Regions from separate parts of the Homo sapiens genome. Here regions 1 and 2 are each linked to region 3. A link is an interaction called in ENCODE POLR2A ChIA-PET data of the cell type or tissue named here. Cell type or tissue: GM12878. All regions are shown on one strand.

Region 1 (2,500 bases), 200 kb after region 3:
TTTTACAGCAGTAAATCTATTATAAATATCCTGCTCTTTCATGCTACTTTACACAAGTGATTGATAGCTAACACTTCCACAGCTCAGCTTCTCCATCTAGCGGCCTGAGTAAAACAGAAGCTTGAAAGCAATTCCTAACCTTCCCCTAAATTACAATGGGCAGATTGATTTCCAACTCACCCTACCATGGCTCTCTGGACTCAAAGACTCTTTTAGACAATAGTGGAACTAATTAAGCCACACATGGAGCAGCATCCAGGCTGTGTCTGCTCAGGCTGCCCCAACTAGGGTCTAGGATCTGTTCATTCATACTGGTGGGAAGTCAACAATAGCCCTACTCACTGGCTAAGCACCCTGTCCATGTGGTCTCTCTTTCACAATGCTAAGACATTCTGGTCCCCTGCTGCTAGCCTCTAGGTAGTGCAAAATGTGCTGAGGCCACTGAGGAAGGGGCACTTTTAGGTTAGATTGATTGTTTTTCTTTTTTTCTGAAGGTAATAGGGAAGAGAGAGGTTAGTTATAATAGTATACCAAGATTCCTTCCGACTCCCACACATACATACCTCTTTTTCTCGTACACAAAATGGCAGACCACTGGTTGTCATCCCAGATTTTCCATACACAAGGAAGAAGCATTCAATAATTTGGAACACATACTCTATTTTTTATTGTAATTATCCAGCCTGGGAAAGGAAATGGTTTTGAAAGAGGAGAATAGGAGAAACAGACAAGGGTACCCCCAGGTTTCTTAGATCTATATGCTGTGGAAACCTGATTTTCAATATAAGCTTTGTTAAGAATATTCTTTTTTACTTCAATGCTTCATTTAATTTATTGATGGGAGGGTTTTCCTGAATTTCAAATATTTACAGAATAAGAAAATTTACCACCCTAACATCTTTCCTAGAGTCAATTACATGAGGGATTCATGAAAAAAATTAATGGAGCTACTATTGGGGAAATAGAATTAAAAGCAAAATCTCCTGCTATTTCAGAAAACCTCACCACAAAAATAGAAGAGAAAGAAAACACTTTTATTTCTGAATATTCAACCAGAATGTAATGCACACCACAGGCAATCCCCTAAAGAGATTACTAAAACAGAAAGAAATCTTCCCCTTTTATATGCCAAGAAGATATCCTCCACTGCACACATTTTCTCAAGACAAACAATGACTAGTATTCACATAAGAGGACTTGACAGCACCATTTGTCACATAGCGTTTATCTGAAATTATTTTTGTAATATATTTGCTAATTGCCCTTAAAAACTAATTTCTCATTTCTTTTTGGTTGGAGGTAGATTTGCAATTTGGAGTCAGGTGTCAACTGAAGTTAGACTCCAGAAAATTGTATTCTGGAATACTTGAGCATGGAGACTGCACATGGACATTAGGGTGTGTGCTCTGAGATAAACGAAAGCTACAGTGAGAGAACATAACCAATCCCAAAGATAATTTCAAAGAACAATGACAGCAAAGGTTAGGTGGGAGTAGTATTTGACAATGCTTATTTGATATTGTCTCTCAGAGCTGCAAACTAGATTATACAAGTCATTAGCGTCAGATAGCTTTAAAGTTGTGACCTTCCTTTACATGAATTTTCTAGCCAGTTTCCTATCCTTTGCAAGAGGTAACAAAACATGAAACCCTAGAATGTGTGAGTTCAGGCATTAGGTATATAATAAGGAGGCTCTCTGTCCAGGGCTGCTTTCTGTCTTGCAGGGGCTAGTGAGTCTTGTGTGTTTTTATTTTATTCTCACATTTGTGTTTTTTTAGAAAAGTGAATGATCAATAATGGCTTATCTTTTATAATAAAATCTTCCATTTTTAATAAGGTGCTCCTGGAAATCCCTCACAGAGCCAAAAGGAAGTTTGGAGAGCAGCCATAAGGATAAGAATGATGTGAGATGAATCTGGGGTTGCACAGCTAGTACCCTAGTTTCTCTGAAATTGTTTCTTCTAAGCCCACTCCCCATCCTTCTCCTGCCTGTTTTAGATATGACCTTTACATTACTCAAGGACAAGCAATAAAATATTTTGCACTTTGTTTTATTTCTTTCAAGGAACTTCACAAGAGCAGTCCTGTATCTGCTTTTCTTACCATTGAACCTACAGTGCCCAGCACATAGTAGGCACTCGACACATACTTGTTAAAGGAATGAACAAACAGATGAGTGACCAAACTGGAAACAACCATCAAATACAAGGATAATACAAAAATCCATGATTCCTGTCCCGAGATTTCTTTCTTTTTTAACCTTTTGTCTGTTGAGATTCATTTATGTGCAGTGAAGTGCACCCTTATTAGTATACAGTTCTGTGAATTATGAGAAATGCATACAGTCATGTGGGCACTAACACAATCAAGATAAAGAACAACAACAAAAAATTTCCTCCTGTGCTTTGAAAGTCAACACCTCCCCCACCTTTTGCTCCTGGCAACACTAATATGTTTTCTGTTCCTGTGGTTTCACCTTATCTCTAATGTCACAGAAGGT
Region 2 (2,500 bases), 160 kb before region 3:
TTCCTACCTTATATTGCATAGGAACCCACATATTATCAAGAGGAAAAGCCTATGAGTGGCTCATCAGAAGCTTCTGATTTTTCAGGTTTTATTTTTTTATTTTTTTGAGACAAGAGTTTTGCTCTCGTCACCCAGGCTGGAGTGCAATGGCGTGATCCCGCCTCACTGCATCCTCTGCCTCCCGGGTTCAATCGATTCTTCTTCCTCCCGGGTTCAATTTATTCTCCTGCCTCAGCGTCCCTAGTAGCTGGGATTACAGGCACCTTCCACCACGCACAGCTAATTTTTGTATTTTTAGTAGAGATGTTGGATAACCCCAATTATCCAACATCTGTCCTACCCAACTGAGCACTGCAACACTCTACTGCACTCAGTTTGGGAAGAACGAGCTATCTATTCATCATCAGTGTGGCAGCCTGAGCATTTTCGCAAGAAGTAGTGATAGATTTGTACTTAACTATTTATAACATCTACTCAGTTCTCTTTTCTTGCCATCAACCTGTTTTTTAAGAAAGTCAGCCAAGCTATGGATGCAATGCATGTTGGGCAGGCTGGTCTGGAGCTCCTGACCTCAAGTGATCCACCTGCCTCAGCCTCCCAAAGTGCTAGGATTACAGGTATGAGCCACCATGCCCAGTGATTTTTCAGGTTTTAAATATTCTGTCTTATTATTCCCTACAAGCACACATTTATCAGTTTGGCTACTGCAATTTTAAATTAGAAAATCTGGCCACTGAGGTTCTATGGAAAGTCTATCTATAATTTTAAACTGTGTAGTTTGGAATATGTCTCTATGATGCCAGGATGCCACACAACCAAGTGCAAAGTAAAAAAGTCCTTAGTTACTCAAACATCTTTATGTTTGTAAGTATCTAGTATTAAGTCAACTAGGTGCTTAGATGGTTGACTGAATTTTCCACCTTCCATCAGATGCCTACAGTCACATAGCTACAACTGGAGTCAAATATTATTAAATAGATTTCTTCCCCATTTGAAGGATACATAAACTACTCTCTATGAAATTAAGAACAATGAGTTTCAGTGCTAAACCACATTGATGGTGGGGTAAGACCTTTATTTCTCCCAATGTGCAACCTAGCATTTGCAAAAGTGAACTTGGCTGTTAGAACTGGGTTAATTTACTGGCTCTGCCACTTACTGTATGGCATTGATTAAGTCTCTTCTCTTCTCTTTAGTTTCCTCATTTGTACAATACAGGTAATAATTGTACCTAAATTATGGGGCTGCTGTGAAGACTGTAGATGCAATAATATGGGTAAAGTGCCTCGCATAGTAAGTGCACGTATTTAAAGCTCAGTAAATGTTAGTGGTATTTTTCCTAAATTATTTTCACCATGCAACCTCTATGTAATTAAATGAGAATTATGTTTTAACATTATTATTTAAAATAGTTGAGTTTTTAAAGTTAAAAATAAAATAAATAAGTACAATATATTTTGCAATATATTTAGCCCAAAATATAGTGAATCAAATTATTCAGAAAATGAAATATGGCTGGGAGCCATGGCCCTAGCCTTTAGTCTCAGCACTTTGGGAAGCCAAGACGGGCAGATCACCTGAGGTCAGGAGTTTAAGACCAGACTGGTCAACATGGTGAAACCCCGTCTCTACTAAAAATATAAAAATTTGCTGGGTGTGTTGGGAGGTGCCTGTAGTCCCAGCTACTCGGGAGGCCGAGACAGGAGAATAGCTTGAACCCAGGAGGCAGAGGTTGCAGTGAGCTGAGATCACACCACTGCACTCAAAAAAAAAAGGGAAAGACTTGAGTGAAGTACTGGTCAGATATATACCAGTTGATATAATGGATTGCAGCAGCAGTTGCATTAAATTAAAGCTATAGGTTAAGAGAAGGAACATTTGGTGAAATTTGTTCTCCCAGGCAGAGCTGATGGCTCCATTTCTTAAAACCACATTAAATACCTTATATCTTGGGGATTTCCTGTGATTTACTTAATTGCTGAGTTCTTTACAGTAATACATTTTCAGTGTTTAAAGATAGCCTTTGAAGATTTTTTCCCCCTACTTCAAAGCAATGTGAGATCCGTGTCCTTGTTCCTAGGAGTGAGGCTGCATATATAATAAGGCTGGAAAAAATGTAATGTTCTCTACAAACTTCCTGTTTAAGGTCCTTCTTTATTACAAAAGTATGCTTGCTTACTTTTTGTGTTTCTCTAAAAAATTAGAGAAACTTGCCCCTCAGTGTGTGGCATACAGTTTCTGTCCTGATAGAAGTAATAAAAATGTCAATATCTTCCCTTCATGGGCAGATCATGCTGGCAAGATCTAGACTGCAAGTGGAAGTGTCTCTGTCCATTGCCTGCCCTGTCATCCTGGACCATTTGTCTGAGGCTGCCCTAGACCCTAGTTCAGTTGAGGATCAACCAAGGATTCCACTTTTAGGCAGGCAGGAACACTGCAGTTAATGTCTGGGTATCACCAACACCATATATGATGCAGAATAAAGGCAGTTGGAACTGTT
Region 3 (2,500 bases):
TACCAATGGGATATATGAAAACCTTCTCCGTTTTTTGTCTTGTAAGCTGGTTCCGAATAAACAAAATGTCTGTTTCTCTAGATACCCGGGGTTAACCCTTCAAAGCATTATGATCACAGAGCATTTCAGCTCTCTCAAGTGTAGCTTCAGCTTTAACTGATCCTTCATGGCTTCCCCCAGGCAAGGGCTAGGAGGGAGAAAGGGGCTGCATAACAAAGAGGAGACGCAGGAGCTCTCCCGGAGAAAGCGAGCCTGGAAATCTGTATCTCCGCCGCAGCTTTTGGTGCCAATATGGAACCAATACAGCATTTCTCTTTCCCTTTTGGGGGCAGTTTAAAATAGGCTGTGCCTCCCCAGTTTTGGGAGCTGGAGCCAGTGAGCCGAGCCGAGCCTGCCCGGAGGATGCGCCAGCTTCGTCAGCGCGGATCAAGAGCCCCCGGAGCCCCGGCCTGGTGCATCTTTTTTTCAGGCAATTGGAATGGAGAATCTGGACGCCAGCAGCTGCCTGTAAACCACCCTTTGGAAGGCAAAATCCGTTTCTCAGCAAGAGAAAGCGCTTAGAGAAAAGCGCTGCCATCAACACCGCTGATCTAGTCCCCGGACCAGATTGTGGCAAGAGCCGAAGCTCCGCGCCTTCCACTCGCCGCCCGCCCCAGGGCCACCGGCTCAACATCGCCTGCCCTGCGCCCTCCTTCCCAAGCCCCGGCCCCGCTCACCAGCCTCTCCATCCTTGCTCCTGGAGGCGCGCGCGAGGTGGCTGACTGCGGATGTGCGCCTGGAGCTCTGCTAGGCAGGCGGGAGGAGCGTCACCTGTGCCCCTGCCGCACCTCCCGCCTCTTCCTCCTCGCTAGCCCCCTTCTCCCACTCCGTTTTCCCCACGCCCTCACAGGAGCGGAGGCTGTCTGTGTGGGGGGAATTAAATGATGTTTATATTCAGCTTTGTCTATTTTCAGACATTTTTCCCTTTTCAAAGGTGACCGCTGGGGAAACTGACAAAGTGTTTGGAAAAAAAAAATCATTTTTTTTTTTCCATTTTCCTGCTACCTGGACTGAGAAAGGAAATGAGGTGGGAGGTTGTGGAGATCAGTTGTTGACCTGTTAGCTCTTGATGTAGTGGCAAAGGATTCAAGCTGAATTTAACCAATGGACTTTTTTTTTTTTTTAAAGAAAAAACTTACATTTATTATTTTTAAATCCAGATTCAAATTATATATTTAAGCAATTCCGTAATGATTTCACCTTTCATGATGTGATCAATTCTTTGGTGAAGAGTTTCCTTCCACTTGCATTAATGATGAGGATTCTTTTTTCCCTTCTCCTTCTCCTTCTTCTCCTTCTTCTTCTTCTTGAGACGGAGTCTCGCTCTGTGGTCCAGGCTGGAGTGCAGTGGCGCTATCTTGGCTCACTACAAGCTCCGCCTCCCGGGTTCCCGCCATTCTCCTGCCTCAGCCTCCCGAGTAGCTGGGACTACAGACGCCCGCCACCATGCCCGGCTAATTTTTTGTATTTTTAGTAGAGACGGGGTTTCACCATGTTAGCCAGGATGGTCTCGGTCTCTTGACCTCGTGATCCGCCCGCCTCGGCCTCCCAAAATGCTGGGATTACAGGCGTGAGCCACTGCGCCCGGCCCTCCTCCTCCTCTTCCTCCTTCTCCGTCTCCTTCTCCTTCTCCTTCTCCTCCTTCTCCTTCTCCTCCTCCCCCTCCCCCTCCTCCTCCTCCTTCGTCTTCTTCTTCTTGTTCCAGAGTTCTTGGCTCTTAAAAAAAAAAAAAAAAGGACAAAGAAATCATCAAGTGTTCACCTCCTGAAGGCTTTTGTGTTTTACTACTACCACCCTCTCATAAGGAGCTGGGACAAAGCTTTGGGGTTTTGTTTTTGCTTCTTTTTACAGACAAAGTCTCGCTCTGTTGTCCAAGCTGGAATGCAGTGGTGCGATCATAACTCACTCCTGGGCTCAAGGGATCCTCTCACCTCAGCCTCTAGAGTAGCTAGAATGATAGTTGTGCAGCCACTATGTCCAGCTTTTTTTTTTTTTCCAGACACGGGGTCTTGTGTTGCCCAGGCTGGCCTGAAATTCCTAGCCTCAAATGCTCCTTCTACCTTTGCCTCCCAAAGCAGTGGGATTACAGGCATGAACCACTGCACCTGACCTATTCTCCCACTTCTTTTTTTGGGGGGGGGGCGGTGGGAGACGGGGGCGGAGTCTCGCTCTGTCGTCCAGGCTGGAGTGCAGTGGCGCGATCTCGGCTCACTGCAAGCTCTGCCTCCTGGGTTCACGCCATTCTCCTGCCTCAGCCTCCGAAGTAGCTGGGACTACAGGCGCCCGCCACCACGCCCGGCTAATTTTTTTTGTATTTTTAGTAGAGACGGGGTTTCACCGTTTAGCCAGGATGGTCTCGATCTCCTGACTTCATGATTCGCCCGTCTCAGCCTCCCAAAGTTGTGGGAATTACAGGCGTGAGCCACCGCGCCCGGCCCCTATTCTCCTACTTCTAACACCA

What was found. Peaks named below come from ENCODE experiments on the same cell type or tissue, not always from the same donor. Only the 100,000 strongest peaks of a DNase experiment are listed, where the experiment ranks them.
Region 1: POLR2A ChIA-PET joins it to region 3 with 10 read pairs; 3 of 35 experiments call an interaction of 5 or more read pairs at or near these places.
Region 2: POLR2A ChIA-PET joins it to region 3 with 15 read pairs; 7 of 35 experiments call an interaction of 5 or more read pairs at or near these places.

What each region holds. Positions count from the first base shown.
Region 1 is chr3:112,134,895-112,137,394 of GRCh38, reverse strand. TBILA (TGF-beta induced lncRNA) reads right to left here. Exons shown (of 1, transcript NR_157393.1): 1 at 2,036-2,500. It also overlaps a transcript of C3orf52 not described here. Among named protein-coding and RNA genes, the nearest start is that of TBILA, 2.7 kb to the right of the region's middle. RefSeq lists enhancers at 1-307, 308-827. In GM12878, a CTCF peak has its summit at 93 (motif pointing left); DNase peaks (open chromatin) are centred at 119, 1,127 and 2,484; H3K4me3 peaks cover 503 bases; H3K27ac peaks cover 2,500 bases.
Region 2 is chr3:112,496,041-112,498,540 of GRCh38, reverse strand. All of the region lies in intron 1 of BTLA (B and T lymphocyte associated), which reads left to right. Among named protein-coding and RNA genes, the nearest start is that of BTLA, 2.2 kb to the left of the region's middle. RefSeq lists an enhancer at 486-605. In GM12878, no CTCF peak of the experiment used is centred here; no DNase peak of the experiment used is centred here; H3K4me3 peaks cover 2,500 bases; H3K27ac peaks cover 2,500 bases.
Region 3 is chr3:112,331,441-112,333,940 of GRCh38, reverse strand. CD200 (CD200 molecule) reads right to left here and starts at 785. Exons shown (of 6, transcript NM_005944.7): 1 at 717-785. The coding sequence starts at 728. LOC105374042 (a long non-coding RNA gene) reads right to left here. Exons shown (of 5, transcript NR_147411.1): 5 at 1,187-1,755. RefSeq lists enhancers at 1-160, 161-1,118. In GM12878, no CTCF peak of the experiment used is centred here; no DNase peak of the experiment used is centred here; H3K4me3 peaks cover 1,363 bases; H3K27ac peaks cover 1,149 bases.